Regions from separate parts of the Homo sapiens genome. Here all the other regions are linked to region 3. Evidence: chromatin loops called from intact Hi-C (ENCODE). Cell type or tissue: PC-3. All regions are shown on one strand.

Region 1 (4,000 bases), 120 kb before region 3:
ATTATGTGCTAACATCTCACTTGGTATAGGGAAAAACTGCAAGAATTTTTTAGAGAGGTGGACCTAGTTTCAAATCCATTACTACTATAAGAATATACTATTTCTGAAACTCAATTTCCTTGTCTGTAGAGCAAAAAAATTACTCCATAGTACCACAGTGGAGGATAAATAAAATAAGATGAATATGATACACAATTATAAAATAACTGTGTGACCTTAAGCAAATTACAAATGTCATGTCTCTGTTCCTCAGTTTGCCCACCCCATTGTGTTGTCAATGACATGTTATATCACTGTTTGAAGGACTTTACAGCAAAAAAAGGTATTCTTATAAATGCTCAGTAGATGTCAAGCTTAATTTTGTATGTGTCCAAAATTAAACCTTTACATTTTAGTTACATAAAAAGGTCCTTTAAGTGAGGGTAAGAGAACATTTAAACTGAAAGTTATATATACTAGGCCTGAAATTTTTAATGGCCTTATTTAAAATGAATATAAAGGTACTTAAGGAAGGTAGCAGTTGTAGGCTTTCTTTTCTTAGGAAATCAATACTCATAAAACTCAAGGTTGGAAATGAGAATTAAAAACCACAGTGAGTTTATTTTAAAACATGTAGTCTGTCATCTTTATTTTCCCTTTGGATTACATAGTGTTTATACCCTGAGGTCTATTTATGTTGCTGCAACTCTTTCACTGACTTTGAAGTGAACTTTGTATGGTGCTAGAATCAGAGCACTAGGGCTTAGAGATCATGTATTCCAACCCTCTCATTTAAAAAGAGTAAATTAAGGTAAGAGAGTAAAGCGAATTTCCCTGATATCTTTGTTTCCTCTGAGATGTAAAAATCTCTGTTGTTCTTAACCACCAGGCTAAGTTCAGTGACAGCAAGAGTCATCCTAGTTCAGCCCCTAACATGGCCCCTGATCCTCCCCTTAACCTAGACAGTGCCTGGCACTTAGCAGACACTCCACTTATAGTTCTGGAAAAAAAGCACTTATCTCTGAGCAAAGTCTTTTACTCTCATTAGAAACTCTCTGGCATTCCTGGTATGGCTTAGGAGACTAATCACTGATAATAAATAAATAAATAAATAAATAAATAAATAAATAAATAATAAATTCCTGCTGTTCTTCTCCCAAATACATGCCTCATGGAGTTGCCTGCAGGAGAAAGAGTTCCACAGCAAATCAATACCTGCAATTTAAAGGATTCTACTCTTGCCAGGTGTGATGGCTCATGCTTGTAATCCCAGCACTTTGGGAGGCTGGGGTAGGAGGATTGCTTGGGGCCAGGAATTTGAAACCATCCTGGTCAATATAGCAAGACCCCGTCTTTACAAAAAAATTAAAAATTTAGCTAGGCGTGGTGTTGCCCACCTGTAGTCCCAGCTACTCAGGTGGCTGAGGCATGAGGATTGCTTGAGGGATTGCTTGAGCCTGGGAGGTCAAGGCGGAAGTGAGCTGTGATCGCACCACTGTACTCCAGGCTGGGTGACAGGGTGAGAGGCTCTCTCAAAAACAAACAAACACACAAAAACGAGGATTCTATTCTTGTAACTTCAAACCAATAAAAATAAGGATTCTACTCTTATAACTTCTCACCAGCAGATTCATTTAAAACCATTATTTCTTCTGTCCAGAGCATCCTAATACATGCAACTGCTCTCATCCAACTGGCAAGCACACAGATTTACTAGCAAAGTTTAGTACCTGTTGGTCAGAAGACTGCCTATTTCTTCTGGGTATCTCTTCAATGTTCCAGGAAACAAATTTCATTTATTCTTATAAGTCTGACTGTCCCAGACAAAGTTACTGTATGTACAAAAATCTGTGTATTTCTTTTGGTGTGATTCAGATGCAAGCAGAAATGAATTTTATTCATATTGTTATCTTTAAGACTGTGTGGGTTGGAGAAGGATTCATAGACAACAAAACAGGAAAAGATTAAGTCAAACAAAACAACTTAGTGGTTTTGTAATTTTGGAGGCTTTTGTCTGAAGGGAGATAGCTAAAGCTTGACAAAGGCTTCCTATGTGTGAGTAGAAGAGACAGCTCTTTTCCCTCTTCATTGGGGCAAGCACCATAGTAATTAGATTTAAAGGACACCAATAGACTTTTTTATTAGAACCAGATAACTTTCTGGTGTTTCTCAAATGAGAGAAAGGCACCTCCATGGAATGTCTTTCATCCGTTTTCAAATTCTACCAAGCCCAGTTCTTCTGCAAACTTCACCTAATGTATGTGTGATCTACAGCTGTGGTTTACAAACTGAATTCAGGTGGCCAGGCAGGGACCCCTCCCCCCGCGCCCCACTACCCGCTAACCGCCTCCCGCCACACACACACACACACACACACACACACACACCCCGCGCGCGCGCACACACACACACCCCACCCCACCACCCCGACCTCCACATACATTCCCCCGACCCCCTCCAGCAGTGAAGTCTAAGAGCACCGCGAAGTAATTTAAATTTTCGAGGGAAAGCACAGCGCCATCTGTCGGACATCATGCCAATTACTCTTGTTAAGTTCCTACCTGACGGTTACTTTATACTTTGAACTGCTAGGTACTCCTTTTGGCCTAAGGACACAGTGAAAAATGTACCGAGACCTTGGAGAGCCACGAACCAAGAAACTTCAGAAACCTCTGATATCTGATCAAGAGTTAAGAGACGTCAGAATCATCACAACTGACAAAAGGTTAGGAAAAAATTCTAAACATTTCTATTTCCTACAGACTTCCCCATTATATTTTTGGCTGCCTAAACAGAAACAGACTTCCATGATCAGGAGCTGGGCTCTGGCAGTTAACATTTTATTGCCATTTTACTGGTTATGAACTCTTTCTATGATATCTTCGTATCTATATGAATAGATAGGTGATATGTATCAGTATGTATGTGTTTAAAGAGAGATTTTTTTTCCCTAGGCATGTCTCCATACATAAATATTTTTAAAAGTTAAAAACATGGGTTCCATGTTTCGAAATGGCTAGGACAGGAGCTGTGGAGTTCTCAAATCCTAATTGAGGGCTGTCTCAGGGAAAGGTGCTGATACAAAAATCAGTCTCATCCTAGGTGACCTCTGTCAGCTTTATAAGCTCTTTGATGACTTATTATTCCATTTATAAAACAAAGAGAATAATACAGATGTTATTGAGGTTCGTGTTTATAAAATATTCTAAGATGGCCAGATGAAAAGTGTGACTCACAGGAAATGCCAAATCTGAAATAAATCATCCTTCTGAGTCACAACAAATACCTTTCAATGTGATGGAAACTTGATATTTGAAAACTCCCTTGATTAGATTCCTGTTTTCATCAGCTGTACTTTTCCTATGAAATTTGTTTACATATTTCTTTCCTCTTTACCATGCTTTCAAATTGGTTGACATTTATAACTTGAAAGAGGACCATTGAAAAATTACTTAAGGGAGACCAGCACAAATACAATTTTTTTTTCCACCAGGGAAAGGCCATGTGCGTGTGTTTAAATGTAATTATCGTTTCCCTTTTGATTTTTGTCAATCAAGGAAATAGTGTTACTAAAATGTCTGATTGTTTTATCTCATCACTACCAACAAAAACTGTTCCATTACAGTCTGTGAGGCTTTCTATTTTAGAGTGTTTTCTAGGCAATATGTGGTAATTCAAAGAGATCAAAGTAAATGTCTCCACCTCAATTCATACAAGCCTTGATAATAATATATTTTCAAAACTTGTCCATTCTAAAGTAACATTTGTCTACTAAGCCCTTTTTTGGGGGAAATTTAAATTAGTGGGAGGAGCTTATACACTATCTTTTTCATAAATAACACTTTTCTTGATTATTAAGAAGTAAATAAAATGATCTTCAATTCTAGCACACAGAGATAAGCGCCATTGAAATGTTGGTGTGCTTTGGTCTAGTCTTTTGTCTATGCATGTTTTAATATTATATACTTTTTAAATTTTATTAATCTCATTTTGTGTTACAGTTTCTTTTTTATTAAGTTGT
Region 2 (4,000 bases), 330 kb before region 3:
AAATACAACAGAAGACAATGGCTGGCCCTCTCTGGCATGGTCAGTCTACAGCCAAGTATGAGCTGATTGAGTGTTGCACCTGTCCAACAAAATCAGGACGTGTTCTTATTTCCTAGAGGTCATTGTAAGGGACTGTGAGGGTGTAGACAAGTCAGCAGCAATCAGATACACTGAACACTCTTGGACTAACTCACCTTGCCCAGGTGACATTTTTGCATGTTTGTTTATTTCAGGACAGGAGAAAGAGAACCAGAAATTTGAGCTGTTTTGCATGGCAAATGTGGACAATCTTTAGAAAAAAAAATTTCTCGTTATTACTTTTAGTTGGCATTAGGACTGGACTCCAGTTCTCTCCTCAGGAAAGTAGAGTGTTGGGCCTGTTTGGCTCCTTCATTGGAACCAATAGGAGAGAAGCAACAAGTGAAGGGGGAAATGACTTAATTGAATAGTTTGTAACTTTGAAACATGCCATAATCCGTTTCCGTATTCCACAGAGAACGCACTTGATTTTCCTTGATGATTTTCCACTCCTGCCCTGAGCATTTGCAGAGTGTAAATCAGAGACTGAGAGGCACCAGCAGCCCATTCTACTCCTGGGATAATAAAAACACATGCCCTAGAGCTTCAGTTAGTGGGTTCCCAACCCATCAACAAATGGAATTTCTAACATTGCTCCCTAGTGATTGTATTAATGGGATAATTTTCTCTGACAGGATGTATTTTTTCTGAAATTATCTGAAGTTTCCTCTTCCAAACTCTATCTTACTGCCCACTCCCATGATTATCTCCTTGTGCAATGGAAAACAATATCAACCCCCATGTTAGTTTTCTATTTTTAGACCTGGTTTGGTCAGTCTATACAGTAAAATGGTTTATATTTAGCTCCTAAGTTTCTCCTGTTAGTAATTCAGACTCGTCACTCCCTTAGTCATTTTTATTGGCTGGTTGGTTGTCAGTTTCATGATGCTTGACCTAAGAATGAAGACAGTATTTCCAGGGATAGCTCATAAGGGTGGGGTCAGATATTTTTGTCTATAGACTATAATGAATCTATATATACCTTGGAAGCCAGTCTAACTTCTTACCCTTTTTCAACCCATATATTTTTAGCCTCACATGATAAATTCTGAGTTATTTTTATTAATGATATCTTCTCATCTTGGAAAACAGTTCCTATGGTATGTTGTTATCCCTAGAACTTAGCCCATATGCCTGCAACATAGTTAGAACTCAAGATATACTTGATGAATAAATGAATAAATAAATGATTCAAACATTACTGGTAAGAGTTATTTCCAAATTATTTTTTGTCTGGATTTATAAGATTAAATTTTTTTTCTATTTTTCTTTAACATCTTTTAGTGTTTTACTTCAATTGAGGTGTGTTATCAGTTCAACTATTAGAGTACAATCTCATACTCTACAAGCACATATGTCCATGTTTTGCATAAAATTTGTGGGGTCACATGACTTCAATGATCTTTGCCATAGGATTTCTGGCCTGGTAAGTGACTTTAGAAATCATCTGGTCTGATTCCAACATTTTGTAGACTTTAAACCTGACAACTAGGAAAGATTCTACGGGATATAGTTAAATGTTTTCTATTATAATCTTCTCTTTTGTTCACACTTTATTCTTTGTATTTGAAGACCATACCATGTCGTCCGGAATGGTCAACTCTTTCATACCACTCAAACATACATTTTTTTCTTACATTTGAAAATCTAGCTACTGTTTTAAAGGACTTATCTCCATCTGTGTTTCAAATTCAGCAATTTGCAAGCTCTCTGGTGATCCACTGATGATCCCTGAAGTTTCCTAGATCAAAACGGTTAATTCTAGATAGTTAAAAGTTGACCTTTTAGAGTTCTGAGATTCATTGAGGTCCATAATCAGCATCCATCTGAGGTTCTTGCTGTGGTCTCTTTTCTGCATGTAATTATTTTCCTTCGTATGTTTGCCCTTTTGATTATACGTGGAATTTTGAGGTTGGTCGCTTGGTGGCACTGTAGTTAATAGCTTGATTTTCTTGTGTATTTTTCCACTGCCTTCATAGCTTTTGTTTTTAAATTGCAATTATGTGAAATATGTGCGACTTTTAAATTCTGCTGCAGGTGAAATGATTTAATGACTCTTGACTTCTGGATTAATTTTAAGCATTATAAACATTGTGAAAACAGACTCTTGCTAATAATGATCATTATCGTAATGGCTTGAGGCATAATCATTTACTAACATTAGCCAAGTGATTAAAATCCATCATGAGTTTAATTTGAAAAAATTTTGTTCCTTTGCAATAAATGGCTAATGATATTAGCCTCATCTTTGTGAGGCCAAAACTTATCATATGACTTTGTACTTTCACTACTTGATAGAAATCTTCTCTTTTTAACACAGGCCATATTATCCCTATTGTTTACCAAGCCTGTGGTGTTCTCTATATTGGTACTGAACTGGGCCATGTGGTGCACAATGTACATGCAATTGTCACTTTTCTTTTATGGCCCTGCTATTTGATAATTTGTCATTTTACAAAGCAAGTGACCTTAACAGATGTTAAAATTAATTACCATGGCCAGTCAAACCTGTAGGGAAAGGGAAACATTCTCATTTTATGACTCATTTTTGTCAAAACTGGTTATGATATTTATAATAATCAGATTTTTTGATATATTTGTATAACTTTGTAACGATGCCTTTAAAAAGTGTCCAATCTTAAAGTTAGTAATAATTTTCCAAAAATATTATCTTTCAACTGATTTTTTTTCTTTCTACCTCTTCTCTCTACAACCCTCTGCCCTGCTCACAGACCAGCATTCTGGAGAGACTGAGTTTTGAAACAACCGAAGGAAAGTGATTAGAGAGCAAGTGTGTAGTTGCCATTTTTTTCCCCCCACAAAGAACCTGAGTCTGGACTTTAAATTTACTTACTGCCTCATTATTTCCTTTGATGAATCGTGCAAAAATCTTGACCTTCAAGGGTACTCTACCCAGCAGATGCCCATGAGGATAATGATCTTATTTCCAAAACACCTTAAACAATTAGAAAAGGAAAAAAATAAGTATAACAAACAACCCCCAGAATAAACAAACTTTGGCAACTGTGGAAGGGAAAAACCTGTATTTCTTAATGGGTACTATTTTGTTTCCAGAAGTTTTCCCCAAACGAAACAACCAGGTGAATATCGCACACTGACTGATATTAGAGATTAGCCTTCCACAGGCTCACTGATGAACTGTAATCTTTATGGCTGTGTTAGCTGTTTCCTCTTCAAAACAAGTCAATGTTGTTATTCTCATTTTTTAAAGAACCAGAGAGACCCACGATGGAGAATTAACATGCCCAAGATTGTTTAGTGAGTGGGTAGAAGGCATGTTAATTGGCCATTGAATGCTATGTAAAAACTACACACTTGCTCTCTAATCAATTTCTTTCAGTTATTTCAAAACTCAATCTCTTCAGAATGCTGGTCTGTGAGCAGGGCAGAGGATTGCAGAGGTAAGAGGTAAAAAGAATAAAAATCCCCGAAGGAAAATCATAAAATTTAAAAGTCACATACAGAATTTACTATTACATATATGTGTGTGTGTATGTGTGTGTGTGGTTTTTTTTTAATTTTTTTTTTTGAGATGGAATCTCACTCTTGTTGCCCAGGCTGGAGTGCAATGGTGCAACCTTGGCTCACTGCAACCTCCACCTCCTGGGTTCAAGCGATTCTCCTGCCTCAGCCTCCTGAGTAGCTGAAATTACAGGTGCCTGCCACCACGCCTGGCTAATTTTTTGTATTTTTAGTAAAGATGGGGTTTTCTCCATGTTGGCCAGGCTGGTCTTGAACTCTTGACCTTAGGTGATCCACCCCACTCGGCCTCCCAAAGGCCTGGGATTACAGGTGTGAACCACTGCGCCTGGCCTACTATAATATCTTAATGAGGTAAAAGTCACAGATTTTCAGTCAAATTATGAGCATTAGTAACTCCCTGAGCTAAAGCTAGCCATTA
Region 3 (4,000 bases):
GGAAGTAGGAAGTAGAAGTAAGGCACAAGATGGCTGCAGGAGATATGAGAGCAGGCTGCCTGATGAGCAGAGGCAGAAACACATAAAATTTACACACCATCACTGCGTAGGACAAAGATGATCAAAACAATGATTCAGTCACTAAGAAAATAATTACACTATTTCTATTGTAATGCATATTTTAAAAGGCAGGAAAGTGGTTTGAATCCCACTTTTCAAAAGCATTTTTAAATTCTTGTTGACAATTAACTCTATGCACTACTCTATGTCCATTTCAGGTTAAACTATGAAGTCTGAGCATCTCACTTCAAATTTTGGAGTTTCCTTTTGGGTTTCAATTGATAATCTTGAGATGATAAGCTTTGCCTCAACTTACAGTACTTCTGTGAAAAAATATATTTTATGTATCAAAAATTGTCACTGGATGATAATGCTCACATTATGTAAAAATAGGTCTCAAAACATATTTTTGTGTGGCAAAAATAAAAAAATTAAAGTAGTTTAAATGCTTTTTTTAGTATATGCTTATAATGTATTATTTTATCTTTAAGTTTTACATTTAGTCCCACAGCTTATTATGTTGATTTTTGCCTTGAAAAAGTTTACTCTGTGATTGTAGGAATTAGTCTGGATCTTTTAGAACAGTTCTTAATATCTCTAAAGTTATCTATAAATCAAGGATTTTGAACTTTTTTTTTTCTTTTCTTTTTTTTTTTTTTTTTTTTTTTTTTTTTTTTTTTTTTTTTGAGACGGAGTCTCGCTTTGTCTCCTGGCTCACTGCAAGCTCTGCCTCCCAGGTTCACGCCATTCTCCTGCCTCAGCCTCCTGAGTAGCTGGGACTACAGGTGCCCGCTACCACGCCCGACTAATTTTTTTTTTTTGTATGAACTTCTATAATAGAAAAAAGGGACCAAAAGAGAAATCCTCTCCTACTGTCTGTTCATCTTTTTTAAAAATGCAAGCAAGAAGTACTTGTTCCTGCCTTTGATGTTATTGAAGAAATAATATATGTAAAAATCAGGAGAATGGAGGGAAAGAGCATTGGATCTGTGATTTCATACACTGCACTCATTTATGCTTTAAGTCCTGATGGTTAATGAAGTCAATCAGAACCCCCCCACCCCAAACCTCCTAACTCTACCATTATTCCTTGATGTAATTCCCTCTTTGTGCAATAAGTTAATTAGTACTTTTACAATAATTTTCTTCAAAATACTTTTCTATTAATCTTTCTCAATTATGTATGGCTGTAGTATCTTGCTTATGCTATTTTCTTCAACATTTTAATTTTTCTACTATTAACAAACTTAATTGGATTTTAAATAACACATCTGTAAATCCTACCACGAAGAAATATGGAAGAGTGTTGTTTGCCAAAGATTCTTAGCCTATCTGATGTTGATCCCTGTATACTCCTTTGTACCAGTCTTACTCATCCTAAACTTTGTAAAAATAATAATGGAATTAGTTTTTCTTTGGGCCTTTCTTAGAAGATGGTAGGCAGTGTCATTTGATTATTATTAATTAATTTTTTACAGTTACTTGGGCATACAAATGTGTCCTAGACATAATGAAAACTTCTAGTCTACCTTCAAATTTTTAGAAAATTACTACGTGAATACTCATTTGTGTAAATGAAAACGAAAACTCTCTTTTATGACCTCAAAGAACCTCAAAGAATGGCAAAATAGGTTTCAAGTTTCAGATATGTAAACATTGCTACATTAAACTGTTTGTTTTAAAGTAACATAAAATGTCATAAACTTACTTTTTTTGGATTAAGATACATTTTGTGAGAGCTGAACCATGATAAAAAGGAGAAACGCCTGATCGTCTTAATTTTTATGTGAATCGACTTTAATTAACATATAAATGTTTTGAAAAATATCACAGGGCCTCACTGGCAATGTCAAAGCTTTATTTCATTTTATTAAGATTAATTAATTGTTGAATCACCACATGTCCCATGTTTTACTTATAAGGCCAAACCAAAGAATTCTTTGCATCTATATCAGCATCCTTAGCTTTTCAGACAGGCATTTTAATCTCTTCTGATCTCTGAGATAAATATATTTTTTCACGTAATTATGTAATTACTCAATAGACCAGAGCAGATCCCATGGAGCCACTGCAGTGTGTGCTGTATAAATAATGTTCTGTTCTACCCCTGATAATTGGCCAGTAGAGCCTCCTAGGAGAGTTTTTATCCCTTGAATAAACACTACATAGGCAAGGAGGGTTGACTCAGTATTTTCTTCATTGGCAATGAAACAGAAGCACTTCACACTCAGTGCTTATTAGATCATTTTAAAAAGAACACAGTGCTTATGACCCTACAGCTCCCTCTGCTGGTTCACAAAGTTTAAAAAGTACAAGTAGAAAATAATGTTTAAGAAGTGGAACCCTTGCCGGGCGTGGTGGCTCACGCCTGTAATGCCAACCCTTTGGGAGGCCAAGGAGGACGGCTTGAGATCAGGAGTTTGAGACCAGTCTGGCTAACATGGTAAAACCCCTATCTCTACTTGAAAATGCAAAAAAATTAGCCGGGTGTGTGGCGCACACCTGTTGTCCCAGCTACTCCGGAGTCTGAGGCAGGAGAATCGCTTGAGCCCGGGTGGCAGAGGCTGCAGTGAGCTGAGACCGTGCCACTGCACTCCAGCCTGGGTGAAAAGAACCTGAGCCCCTTAGGAGAAAAATATGTCATTTTTGGTATGAAATGGGGTTAAACTAAGGGAATAAGCAACAGAAAGTCTTCTTATTTTTATGATTATTAAATTGTGAGCCACCTTACTCACCATCTGTCTTTAATCATCCAAGCATATGTATTCCTGTCGTGTCTTACTTTTTGCAGTAAAAAGCAGGCTCTAGATAGAGTAGGCAGGTATTTTTTTCAGGACAACCGTAACCAAAGTGAGCTTCATGAGTCTATCAGCCCCACATTAACAGCTCTATTCCTTCATAAGGCAGATTATTATTCATAGGGGTCCTTAAGGTACCTTTACTCCATATGAAGGAGTGGCAAATGAAAGATGTAAAGAAATGAACATCTTCTTCAGACTGACTAGTTAAAATCCTATGTATCTCATCTTTCTGATATTGATAACCACCTTCATTTGGTACGGGAAAAAATAGCAGAAAGAAGGAGAACTGGAGTAGGAGAAACGTGGGCTTGAATCCCAGCTCTGACAATTCAAATCTGTGTCGTCTTCTTCCAGTTATTTAACCTTTATACTCTTTCTTGTTCACATCTATAATTTGAAGATAACCTCAGAGAGTCATGTGAGTGAAAAATAAAGTAATATATGTATAGTGCCCAATATGTAGCAGGTGTGTTTTAATTGTAGTAAACACTACTCCTGAGAAATCTGGGTTTCTGCCCCAACCAACAGAATGACACAGAGAATGTCAAAGAGAAATCATTTCCCTTCCAAACATTCTGAAAGTATGGCCAGGCAACATACAGTCAATCATATAAAATACATAGTTTTTATTTAAAGAAGTTAATGTGATGTGACTTTTCCATAGTTACACAATCTGCAATCAAATTCTATTTATTTTTTGATATGGAGACAAGATCAGAAATATAGTTGACTCTACAGAATTGTAGGTTCCAGAAACCATTAAATCAGGCTATAAAAGAAGCTATGTAAACACTATATTCTGATGAAGAGGATTTAGATAATGAGTTGTAGAGGTTGTCATAGATTATTACAAATAAATTCACGTCTCTGATAGCTCTCTATTGCTACTTACATAGCAGATGTGTTTATTTTAGTATATTAGGTTTTGACAAGACAGTAAACAATGGTTTTATAATCTAATAGCTAGATAAGGAAAAATGGTTTGAGCCTAATGTCTTACGTATTCTGAACAACAGTTTGCCTTCAGGTAATGCTGCGCTGTGTCTTGTTCCCTATACACAGGTTAGGTCATTCTTTATTATCAGGTAATAAAAAATAATAGAGGAAGTATAAGCAGTGGCTAAGTGCAAAAATCTGAA
Region 4 (4,000 bases), 290 kb before region 3:
AAGATGTCAGATAAGATCCAGATTGAAACTGGCCATTGGTGTTAGCAACACAAAGGTCACTGGTGACTTAAACAAGAGTAGTTTAGGCAGAGTGGTATTCAGATTGAAGTAGGTTAAGAAGTATATACATATTTGAAATATTTTAATACATTTTGTAAAAGGAAGAAAGAAATTCAAGATAGCAAGCCTTGCAAAGTTTGGCTGTGAAGGAGAGCAGGACAGGAGGGTTGTGTGTGTGTTAAGATGAAAAAGACTTAGGCAAGTTTAAATGCTGTTGAAAGGGAATGTTAAGGGGGAGAGTTAATGAGAGGAAATGAGTTTGAGGATACAGTGAGGGGGAGAGTAGAGATAATAGTGCAAAGTCTATATAGAAGGTGATCACAGATGGGATTCACAAGACACATGGAGGAATTTGGGCTTAGATAGGAGGGGGAATCCTTTCCTCCCCTGTAACAGCAGGGAAGTTAAAGAGAGGTGAGAGTAGCTGTGGACAAGCAGGTCACAGACTTTTTTTGATGGGAGGCCAAGGCTATGTTATCATCTAACGTGTATATTTTCCCAGAATATTAAAAGGCTATACATTTACTTTCTTCTAGTTCATATTGTACACTATGCTGAGATTCCCTTCTCTGCCTATAATTAATTCAAATCAGTGATATGTTAGGGTAGTGACTTCTCTAAAACTTCAGGCCATATAACTAGGTATATTGTGTCAGGGCGCTATGCTATTCTTATAAAATAAAGAGTTCTACAATTACATTTGGTCATTAATATCACCAGAAAATCTCACACATATCCATAGAATGAAATGTTTTGCTACCTTCCCAAGAGAGAATAATTGTGTTTTCAAAAAGGAAAAAAATATGGTATATTCATGAAAAGAATTGTTTTGAGGATTTGTTGACTTAACCAAATTTTTAAAAATGTAAGCAGTCTTATAATAGCATAATTGTTTTATGATTATTCCCAAAGTAAACTGAGTAAATATTGGAATGTGGGGCTGTTCATACATTTACACACAGTGTAAAGCAAGTATAATGATAGATACAGAGATAAGTGATTAGGTAGGTGGGTAGGTAGTGAAACTCCTTAACATCTATCCTACTGCTCCTGTTACCAGGCACATGATTAAGCTATAGCAGCTGGCTGTTGATTTAACCTTTGAGTTTTCTGGCTCCCGGCATGTAAGAATCCTAACATTATGCCTGAGCAACACTGAATAATAAGCCAGATACTGCTTTGAAAATGTGTGTGGTCCCACACATATAATTTTTTTTGATGAGCTGTTTTTCTTTTAACCTTAATCCTTTTAGTTTGTTATGAAATTCCTTATGGCATAATCACCCCCAGGAATGGCAAGGATAGAGCCTTTTCCCTCGCAACCCTCCCACCCCACCCATTTTCTTTGACGTGACAATTATTGTCTGATAATGATGTGGTAGAAACAGCAGCATGCTTGAGAATCAAGATTTAACTACGAATGAATGTCAATTCACTACTTTAACCTAGTACTTTCATTTTGATCCTGTACATGTTAGCCTTCTGATCTATGGTTCATAAGCTGTTCTATTTGAGTGTATTACTGGGAGGCAGGTGTTCTATTTGAGTGTATTACCGGCAATTACTTCCCATCATTGAAGTTAAGTAAATTTTGCCACACTTTATCTTTTGTTTTATAAATCACAGCAGGTACCATAATTCATTTCAGTAATTTATTCATAGGACAATTATATAGTTATTAATGGAATAGTAATGGAGTAAAGGTTTTCTTTTAAAACCCAAGTACTGTACCTTTAAAAATATCCTAGACTTTATCAGTCTTCTGATAACAAAATACTAATAACTTTTCATTTACATTTTAAAAGGAAACACTATATCTGTATATACTTTTTCAGTTTCTAAATTTTAGTTGTGGACTTGTAATTCCAAGTTATAAAACTGTCATTTAGAGAATATTGGGTTTTATTATTGAAATGGGAAGGTTAAAAAATGGTGATACAGAGAACATTATACATTTAAATTTTCAGGATTGGCAAATTGGGTTCATATAGGCCCCTAAAAATGTTTGTGGAAACCAACAAACAAACTGGAATAAGAGTTCAGAGAACAAGGGTCTAAGGTTATATACAACTGACTGCAAGATCTTCAGCAAATCATTCAATGTCTCTAAGCTCCTCTTTCCTGGATCATAAAAGAAGTGTATCAGACTAGACATTCGTTCTAATACTCTTTTTAGCTCTAACATTTTCAGGACAACCACACTTTATGGGTCAGAGAGTAATAACTATAAATAATGATTTATTTCTTCCAGAAAAAACATGCTCAATAAATTACTGTATTACAAAACACAGGAGGAGCCTAGCCTAATAAAAAGGACATGGAATGAGTCAGACTGAGGCTGAAATCCTAGCTTCACCATTACTGGCCTTAAGCAGTTCTGCCAGTTTCCTCACCCCTCCAGGTAGAATGCTATCTCTGCTTTATTGTTTTTATCATGGAGGATTGCTATGAAGATAAAGGTGTCAAGCACAATTTAGGTGCTCAATAGGTTATGTATGTTCTTGACTCCTTTTAAAATTTCATTGAAAATGCAAAGTATATGTGTAGTAGATGTCTAGGGGTATAAGATTAGTCACACAGTATAAGAAAGAAGCATTAAAAATGGCCAGAAAAATTCCCAAGTCACGAGATTGAGGCAAGGAGTTTCTAAATAAGGTCAGTAACTGCATACTGGGGAAGTGGGATAATGATGTTAACTCAAAGTAGAACTCCATTATAGTTAGCATTAAGAAATACACCAATGTAGGAAATAAGGCAAAGGGAATAGAAAGACTATTAAAAAATAAAAAATAAAAAAAACCATCCTCAACAAGCAGGAAGTCAATTAACTCAACAGCAAAAATCAGCCAGGTAGGAAGGTTTGTGAAGGGAAATCAGTGGAATGAGAATTTTTTCGTGTGTCCAGGCATGAGCAAGGTGCTGGGCTGAATTCTCATTAACAGACCTGACCTAAACTTTCTTGACCTCCTCTGGCTGCTTTTCTCAGTACATTTTTGACACAGAAGTGCACTGGACTAGAAATCGGAATGCTCACTCTGCTGTGCTGTGGAAATGTGATTGTAAATGAGTCTCATTACCTTGAAGCCTGTTTTCTCCTACCTAGAGAATGCATTGTAAGGAAAGAATGATGCAATATAAGCTGCTCCTAGGTCATCCATATTCCAAAGGTGCAACCCTTAATTTTCAAATCATAATTTTGGAGTGAACCTTCCAATGGTCTATTTGCTTGAAATAAGCTCCTCTCAAAGTTTTACCCCAGCTATTTCTGAGAGTTCCTCAGGGATCTCGTGATCTCTGATAGAATCCTTACAGTTTCTTCTGATCTCTTTCTTCCATTTCCCTGTTGATTCTGTTGTTGCTCACACTTTTGAGGTAATCATTTGGGAAAACGGTACCCTACAGGCATTCCTGCTCTCAGAACTGGGCAAAGGTGCTTGCTTCAACCTTCCTCCAGCCATGCTGCTCTCCATGGGGTGTGAAATCCATTGGGTTTACTTCCCCTTTTCTAGACCATGCTCTAGGTACCAAGGACTCAAGACTCTTCTGCTTAGAAGGACTTCTAAGGCCCTTCATTCTGAGGCTAACACATGCCAGTGTGCAACTCTGGGGGCTCAAAGTGCAGCAAAAGGTGACTGTTTTCTGTGGGAGTGTGTGTGGAGCTTGGAAGCATGACCTGGGATATCCACACATGGTGAGCAAGGCCCTTCCTCATATGAGACAGAGAGAGTGAGCATGGAAAAAGAAGGCTGTGGGTGTCGGCAGGAGAGAGAGGAGGGGGTGGAGAATTCTAAATTTCAACTGTCCTTCAAGTCATTATGAAGAGAGATTTGTCAAGGTAGAGGATGAGACATATTCCAGGAAATTAGGTAGCTTGATTTATAACATTTAAATATTTGGACATAGGTATGCAAGTCTCCTCTGTGCTCCTGCCCAGGCCTGT
Region 5 (4,000 bases), 500 kb before region 3:
CTTTCAAATAAAGTACGAATTCGATCTTACTATGACATAATTTTTGAAACTGAAACTAACAGTATTATGACCACCTTTCTGTAGTATAATATACAAAGTTTCAAATATATTATTTCAACTACAAAAATAACACTGTAAGATAGGCAGGAAGACTAAAACTTTTCAAATATTCACAGGTTTATTCAAGAAATATTTTTCATAAATATTGAGCCAATATGCATACTAAAATGGTTTTATAAGCAAATGATGTAATTTTATAAATTTGCCTGTAGGAGGAGTGTTAGGCAGCTAATAATTAGCCATTCTGCACAAATGTAAGTAAATTCTAAATTTGCTTTACGGAATATTCTATTGTTTTATGTTTAAATATGGTACTTAGTAATATTTACAAATTTAGAGAAAAAAATCCTAGAACATAATAGTTTTGTCTCCAATACAATTAAGAAGGAAAGCACATTTAGATGATTTCCTCTGCCTTAGTTCAGGCCTTGTATATCAGTTTTCTTGTCTCCAATCTCTTTTTCTCTCTTCCTTTTTAATTTTAATTCTGCTGGTGGAGTCATCTTTGCCAAACCAGATTGCAACAGTATGATAAAAAAAAATTTACACCAACTGTGGATCAATACACGATGAGTAAACTGCTGAGTGCAGCTTAAGGATCCATCCATAACCTGGAATTATACCTCCTGTAGTATACATTGTTGAGAGCCTTCCTAGAAGTCATTTTGCCCTTTCTTCTCCCTAACAGAATCCAGATTCAGCTGAGGCATTTCAGTCATCAGGAAAAGGGGATCTGTCCTCAGCCCCTGGGAAGAGTCTTGATGGTTAAATAAATGATTATTCCAGATTGACTGCGCTAATACAGTATCTGTGCCCAAACTTAAAAAAGGAAATTTTAATTCATCTTCAGGATTAAAGCATGTTGGGTCTCTCTTGCACACATATGCACACCTCTCCCCATCCCACTGGATATTAATAAGAAAGGATGAAATTCACTGGCAGCTATTTTATGATGATAGAGTAAGATTTCAGATAATGTAAAAACTGAGGAAAGTAGAGCAAAGTTATGGCACAAACTCTCCAGATGTATGGGTGTAACACACATGGACTCTCTCACATACACACACTCTCTCTCTCCGCCCCCCCTCCCAACTTTTACAGTACATGCCTGTTAGCCTGACTTCCTTCCCTCATTTTTTGTCTGCCTCTTAAAAACTGCCTAGTTCAAATGCTTTTCTTGAATCTTCCGATCAAAATATCACCTCTGAGACATCAAAGTTCTTTTATGTATACCCCAGTTATAATGGTTTTAAGCATTTTTTTGAATCTCTAATAATGTAGAAAGTCATCCAAGTATGATAGCTTATTCATCTCGCATCCTGCACTATGTTGAACACAGAGCAAGCATACAATGAGATTCCTGAAGTGAATGCTATATAGCAATATCCATGTTAAGCTGCTTTGTAGTATTCACATGTAAAAGCAATGAACAAAATAGTCATTGAGTATGCCAATATGTTTATTCAACTTTTAATTGTCTCACCCTAATACAAATCTCAAACTTTTCCTTCAGCCAATCTTTGGAAATCTTCAGTAGAAAGAAAACATAAATCTGAATTTTCTCTTTTACTTGTAAATCACCTCTAAATAAGCCGAAGGTCACAAACATAAAGGTTAACTTCTTCACTATAACTTTATTTTAATTCAAAAATTCCTCTTGAGTTTTTCATGGTAGTTTCTCTCGAACCTCTATAGTTATAGGCACATTTCATGGGGGCTGACCTTCCTACAAAACTTGCTTTTTTTTTTTTTTTGAACTTTCTTCTACCTCAATCCATCAGATCACTAGGTGTAGGTTTCAATGATATTATTAACATCTTGAAACTTATCTCCTTTGTTTACAGCTGAGTAAAGCCACATCACTGTGAATCCCTTCCCTAGGAATCTATAACTGGGACTAGGAAGTTCCAATTGCACTCTGGGCTTGTCCCCTGAGTAGGCTTATTTTATAATACTTTTCATCAATTAAAATTTATTGCAAATTTCCACTGTTAGCGAAGCCACATAGAAATAAAGCTAGGAAGGTTGCGATTCTCCATAGCATCGACTCTTCTACTCAGTTCCCCACCATACGAAAATAAGTCTCAAAGAAACAAAGAAATGTGACTACCAAATTAAAAAAATCAAAAAGGATATTACTAATCATCTATTAAGTTTAGCATTAACAAGTTTCTATTTTCCTTGGCACAAACCTAAGTACATTTCTTAGTTTAGACAACAAATTTAAGCTTCTAGCATCTCTAAATTCATCTATTAATAAAACCAGCAGTTCAGTGCTTAGTTTTGACCTAACCACCAGGGGTCAGAGTCAGAACGAAAACAACCCAAGGAAGAATTCCATGGAAAGACATCAACTATATAAGTGAGCAAAAAATCAATTTCTTGCCTAACTGCAAAATTAACGTGTAAGTAGCAAACATCTCCATGAAGATGTAAACAAGTATACAGCTTCCTTTGTAATTATATCTAACAATTGTTTAAGTCTGAAAAAATATCTGAAAAAATTCTAAAGAGAAAATATTAATATTCTAATAAAAATAACAAAAATAATTAAATTATAACCCTCGAGCTGGCTGCAGTAGGTTATGAAGACGTAAAAATGCTATAGATATTACAAGTAGTTTCCCAAGTTTGCATTAAGGACAAATTCAGATTATTTTGCTTTTGTATGTTTTTGTAGATGGTGAAATTATATTCTGAAAATTACTTACTTGTTACATCAGTTTTTATTCCTGCAAGCTTCAACAGAGGTTCAACCTTCTCATAATAAACCTGGGTAGCTTCTTTTTTGTGACTTTGGGGGTTAAGGAGTATTTTTAATGACTTCGGTCTGTTTGGAAAGCCTAAGAAGAAATTTTAAAGACAAAGTTGTAAAGTCCTTGTCATCATTTTTTTTCTTTCCCTTTAAAATGACACACAAGTCTGTTAGAATGTTATATGCATTTAAATAGTATTTGCTATTTTTATTTGAAATTCTTGCAAGAGTATTCTGAATATAACTTTATTTGAAAACATTTTCCTAGCTGTGAAATAGGTATATCCCTCTTAAAATAAATCATGAGTTAGAACAATATATTTAATTTATGAAGGAAGATGCAAAAAAAAGAGGCAACTTTGTGAATATTAGGCAGTGCTATGTGTATTTACCAAACCACAATATATCAAATGTTCTTTTAGCATTTGTTTCTGGAAAAAAAGCAATGGACTGTAACAAATAGAAGGGTACATTTCCTCTCCTTAGCTAAATGTGCTCATTATTGGAATTGGGCACCCCAGTGACCCCAGGGCTACCAACGCCTGACCTACTGATGAGTCCAGTGCAGAACAGAGGAAGCAGGGATGGGTCAGTGTCAGTACCAAGTGCAGTGCATGCTGGGAGTTAAAAAGAGGGTTTCGGTCAGAGTTCAAGCCTGAAAAGGGGCCAGGGGAGAAAGAACTCTTTTGGGAATTGGGAAAGCAACGCCTCTCAGCAGGGATTCAATGATAGTGCTGCCTCACAGTTGGGGCTGAGATTTGATACTACAATTTTCTGGGCTTGCAAGATGCTTATCTCTTCGAACCCAGTTGGAGCAGGTGCAAAGCAAATTTTCTGTTGTTAGGAAGGGGCAGGAGGGACTGAGGAGCAAAAAGAAAGCTGACAACCGTTTCTTTTACGGTAAGCTGCTCTCAGAGGGCCACGTTTAAAGATTAAACAAGCAGTTATTAACATCTATTTTTAATAAAAACCATTACTAAAAAGACAAGTGAAAATTGTCCACTACAAGAAGTCAGTGTTTCATACATCAAGTAGAGAGAATATTTTACTTCTCATTATATTTGATACAATAAAGTATTTCAACAGGACATACTGTTTTGATTTTAGGGAGAGTTTTAGACGAGGAAGAGATAGGGTCATGATAAACTCCTTAAACATTCCTGGTGAAACTGCCTAGGGCCCTTT
Region 6 (4,000 bases), 570 kb after region 3:
GCTACTAGGTAAAGGGTACCAGAGCAAGTGCTCATATCAGGACAGTCAAACAAGAGGTGTCCCTACAAGTGGGTGGGGAAACACAGCAATGGGAATGTAGAATGGAAAAATTGTGAGGTGTGTGTAAGTGGCAGCAGGTAGCAGGCCCCTCTGGTGGCCTAGAATACATCTGAAACTATCATCTTCAGGCATAGAAAGAAGAAAATGAGATGTGAGTTAGTTGAGAAGAAACTGGATAGCTGAGAGATTACCAAGATAAGATTCAGACATATTAAAAACAATCTTGGTACCCACTGCCTGGCGACAGGGTATGTGGTAGCAGCTTTGTGCAACATAAGTTATTAGCACAGAAACCAAAATCAGAATAGGAAAAGCAACATGAGCTATTCCTAACACTTCAGTTCCCCTTGGTCAGAGGTAGGAAAGTTGAGCCTACAAATAGGAATAAAGTCCCAGCCGTAGAACATAGAGAGACGCAGGAAGCTAAAGAGGTTTTTTCAGGGGGCAGGTAAACCTTGTTCAATCATGAAATGATGTTCAAGAGAGACATCTACTGGCCGGGAGCAGTGGCTGACAATTGTAATTCCAGCACTTTGGGAGGCCAAGGTGGGAGGGTCTCTTGAGCCCAGCAGTTCGAGACCAGCCTGGGCAATATACCAAGACCCCACTCTATACAAAAAAAAAAAAAAAAAAATTGAGATGGAGTCTCGCTTTTTCACCCAGGCTTGATTGCAGGGGCGCAATCTCAGTTCACTGCAACCTCTGCCTCCCAGGTTTAGGCAATTATTTGCCTCAGCCTCCCAAGTAGCTGGGATTACAGGCGCCTGCCACCACGTCCGGCTAATTTTTGTATTTTTAGTAGAAACAGGGTTTCACCATCTTGGCCAGGCTGGTCTTAAACTCCTGACCTTGTGATCCATCCACCTCAGCCTCCCAAAGTGCTGGGATTACAGGTGTGAGCCACTGTGCCCGGCCTACAAAAAAATTTTTTTTTAAATTAGCCAGACATGGTAGCTCATGCTTGTAGTCTCAGCTACTCGGAAGGTTGAGATAAGAGGATCACTTGAGCCCAGGAGTTTGAGGCTGCAGTGAGCTGTGATCATATCTAGGTGTGATCGTACTCCAGCCTAGGTGATAGAGCGAGACTCTCTCTCCAAAAAAGAGAGAGAGAGACATCTGCTGCCAGCAAAAAGATCCTAGATCTATCCATAGGTTTAAAACACACATGGCTTTAGGTGCCAGGTAGATGAGGAAATGTATAAGGGCACAGGGTCTCAGACTATGGGAAAACGCAAGTATTGTTTAGTATTTAGAATGCAATCACTGAAATGCAGTCTAACTCAGATTTTTAAAAACCTACTAACAAGCAAAACTGGTCTCTGGGCTAAATAAAATCCCAGGAGACCAGGTTTTAACATGAATGGCCCAGAGCAGAGAGCACAGATACAAATATGTAGTGTGATGTATTCAATAACATTAAAAGTTATTTTTTTAACTTCAGATTCAGACTTAAGGAACATTCAGTTAGCACCTACTATAACCTAGGAATGAGGCCCTCCTATATACATTTCATGTGCATGGAAATAGGGAAGAACCAGGCTACTTGAATCAAAACACTTTGATAACCTTATTCCCCAGAAAGCATCTCAAAATTCTGATTTCATGTCTACAATAATGATAAAAATGACAGTAGTAGTAATAACAGTTATACAAGGTAATTAAGTAAAATGTCATAAAGTAATGTAGGGATAACAATTATACCTATACATATTGTAACTCTAACTTTTTTAACGTAAGTATACTCTCTTGAGAAATTAATTGTATCCTCGGCATTAAAGAACTTAAACCATCCCAACTGAAAACACTTGAAAGAGAACAGGAAAATCCCACTGCTCCATGCTGACAACTGATATTCAAGATCTTGCGTAAGAATTCTAACCTTCTTGGAAGTATTCACAATGACTTTTAAATATCTGCCTTCATGTTACATTTAAAAAGGCTTCTTGAAAAACAATAGGAGTAGAGTGCCCTCTAGAGTCTTATTTGTGTTTTGTTTTTTGGGTTTTTGTTTTGTTTTGTTTTGTTTTTTTCCAGATGGAGTTTCGCTCTTGTTGCCCAGACTGGAGTGCAATGGCATGATCTTTACTCACTGCAACCTCTGCCTCCCAGGTTCAGGCAATTCCCCTGCCTCAGACTCCTGAGTAGCTGGGATTACAGGCACCTGCCATCACACCCAGCCAATTTTTGTATTTTTAGTAGAGATAGGGGTTCACCATGTTGGCCAGCCTGGTCTTGAACTCCTGACCTCAAGTGGTCCACCCGCCTTGGCCTCCCAAAGTGCTAGGATTACAGGTATGAGCCACCACACCTGGCCTTGTATTTTTAATGCCAAATTAGGGGGGTAGATAATTTGATCATTTCTGGCTGCAGTCATTGAAATTGAGAAATGTGAAAAATTTGACTATTGCTGCTACAAAAATGTATCTCTTTACAAAATTTAGTATGATCTTTTTCCTCCCAAGAGAAATCTCTTTGAACATTACCTATCTACATAGTTAGAACAGACAAAAATATTAAAGATTTGTATTGAAAATGTGTTAATTTGTATTCTACTTTCTATGTCCTACACATACAAATTTATTCAAAGGAATTCTAATATCAGTATGACTATTTCATCTTTTGTGTGCACTTTTTAAAAACTTATACATTCATTTCAGTCCATAAGTTACCAAAAGGGAAACAATATTTGTTAATCTAACATTTGAGGCTTCTACCTAAAATTTATACAACGCATTTGGGTAACTAATAAACGCTTTTACACATAGGTGCATTAACATACACTGATTAAAATAAAGGCATAGCTAGAAATGTCTTCGCCCCACTTAAGACATACAGATCATCACAAGGCTGTGATGGCAGGCCTAATAGGAATATGTGAAGCCTAAAGCTGCAAACTTGGAATCTGCAGTTTAACAAAAGATAGGCTTTGCTTTTACATCTAGCACTCCACTATTTATCAAGGAAGTCAGGGATCCAACATACTTAGCTCTAAAATGGGATAATATTGACAGCTGAGCTTATTATGTATTTTTAATGTATCAATTGTAAAAATTTATAGGAGGGCTGTATAGATCATAAATAGCAATGCATATAAGGTATGTTTTCTGTTTTTCACATAAAATGGAGAGTTCAGCCAAGTTAGGTCATCCTTGAATAAAAACATGAAGCATTCTCCCAGTATTATTGCAGACTGCTCTTCAAGCTTCTTTGCCAATGTTTTCTCCTCACATATATATTACCTGTCCCTTGACTATAAGTGTTTTAAATATTCTTTGGGACTCTTCCCTATGACCTGTCTAATTTCACTGCTGAAATTCTCCCTAGAGAAATTTTTCCCTCCCAGGTCTTTAGATTCCTTCTGCAGTCTAGAAACACACTTACCTCTCTAGATCGACCTCCTACGATCTGGATCCCTATTTCAACTGCCTATTTTACACCTCCTTCATCCTCAGCGTCAGAGGAACCCTAGGCCTGAGATCAAAGACATACAATAGAGATCTGAGGCAAGATGTCGTCACTGCAAAATGAGTCAAAACATGCATGGAACTATCCTCCCCAGCCACAGCCGGATAAAAAGGTATAGCTCACAGGATGTGAGGTGGGGCACATCCTCTTGACGCAGTCCACCCCTGGTACCATTGAGACCCACTTGTACCCTATATTAAATGCAATTCATCACTGAGTGTTCAAGGTGGTGGCCTCTTCAAAAAGCTTCATATACAACAGTTACAGGTAGAAACTACAAATGCTGCAACTGGTACCCAAATCATAATTCATATTCATATTTCACTTCTCTATTACACTTTGTAATTTCTCTCTCCCTTTTGTCCATCAGGTTGCTCAGTCCCTCTTTTGCTGATATAGGTTGCTTGTCTAATGGAGTCACCCAAACCTTCAGCTGATTCTGAGTTCTTAGTTGTTTTGTTCTTACCATGTTATG

Evidence for each region. Peaks named below come from ENCODE experiments on the same cell type or tissue, not always from the same donor. Only the 100,000 strongest peaks of a DNase experiment are listed, where the experiment ranks them.
Region 1: it touches region 3 in a loop (5-fold over the local background); 19 of 110 quality-filtered maps call a loop at or near these places.
Region 2: a loop joins it to region 3, with 10 times the contacts of the local background. A loop is called at or near these places in 93 of 110 quality-filtered maps.
Region 4: a loop joins it to region 3, with 4 times the contacts of the local background. A loop is called at or near these places in 2 of 110 quality-filtered maps.
Region 5: a loop joins it to region 3, with 6 times the contacts of the local background. A loop is called at or near these places in 14 of 110 quality-filtered maps.
Region 6: a loop joins it to region 3, with 5 times the contacts of the local background. A loop is called at or near these places in 6 of 110 quality-filtered maps.

Annotation. Positions count from the first base shown.
Region 1 is chr2:181,951,931-181,955,930 of GRCh38, forward strand. It overlaps a transcript of PPP1R1C not described here. Among named protein-coding and RNA genes, the nearest start is that of PPP1R1C, 32 kb to the right of the region's middle. RefSeq lists an enhancer at 2,682-3,881. In PC-3, a CTCF peak has its summit at 2,496 (motif pointing left); DNase peaks (open chromatin) are centred at 2,511 and 3,231; H3K4me3 peaks cover 1,195 bases; H3K27ac peaks cover 1,286 bases.
Region 2 is chr2:181,741,021-181,745,020 of GRCh38, forward strand. No RefSeq gene overlaps it. Among named protein-coding and RNA genes, the nearest start is that of NEUROD1, 63 kb to the left of the region's middle. In PC-3, a CTCF peak has its summit at 1,991 (motif pointing right); DNase peaks (open chromatin) are centred at 941 and 1,991; H3K4me3 peaks cover 409 bases; H3K27ac peaks cover 2,781 bases.
Region 3 is chr2:182,075,493-182,079,492 of GRCh38, forward strand. All of the region lies in intron 4 of PPP1R1C (protein phosphatase 1 regulatory inhibitor subunit 1C), which reads left to right. Among named protein-coding and RNA genes, the nearest start is that of PPP1R1C, 92 kb to the left of the region's middle. In PC-3, a CTCF peak has its summit at 2,347 (motif pointing left); a DNase peak (open chromatin) is centred at 2,309; H3K4me3 peaks cover 1,096 bases; H3K27ac peaks cover 2,250 bases.
Region 4 is chr2:181,783,519-181,787,518 of GRCh38, forward strand. No RefSeq gene overlaps it. Among named protein-coding and RNA genes, the nearest start is that of NEUROD1, 110 kb to the left of the region's middle. In PC-3, no CTCF peak of the experiment used is centred here; a DNase peak (open chromatin) is centred at 2,403; H3K4me3 peaks cover 382 bases; H3K27ac peaks cover 3,227 bases.
Region 5 is chr2:181,570,982-181,574,981 of GRCh38, forward strand. CERKL (CERK like autophagy regulator) reads right to left here. Exons shown (of 13, transcript NM_201548.5): 3 at 2,772-2,903. Among named protein-coding and RNA genes, the nearest start is that of CERKL, 84 kb to the right of the region's middle. In PC-3, CTCF peaks have their summits at 278 and 2,354 (motif pointing right); a DNase peak (open chromatin) is centred at 2,360.
Region 6 is chr2:182,648,933-182,652,932 of GRCh38, forward strand. It overlaps a transcript of PDE1A not described here. Among named protein-coding and RNA genes, the nearest start is that of DNAJC10, 65 kb to the right of the region's middle. RefSeq lists an enhancer at 2,919-4,000. In PC-3, CTCF peaks have their summits at 549 (motif pointing left) and 2,014 (motif pointing left); no DNase peak of the experiment used is centred here; H3K4me3 peaks cover 316 bases.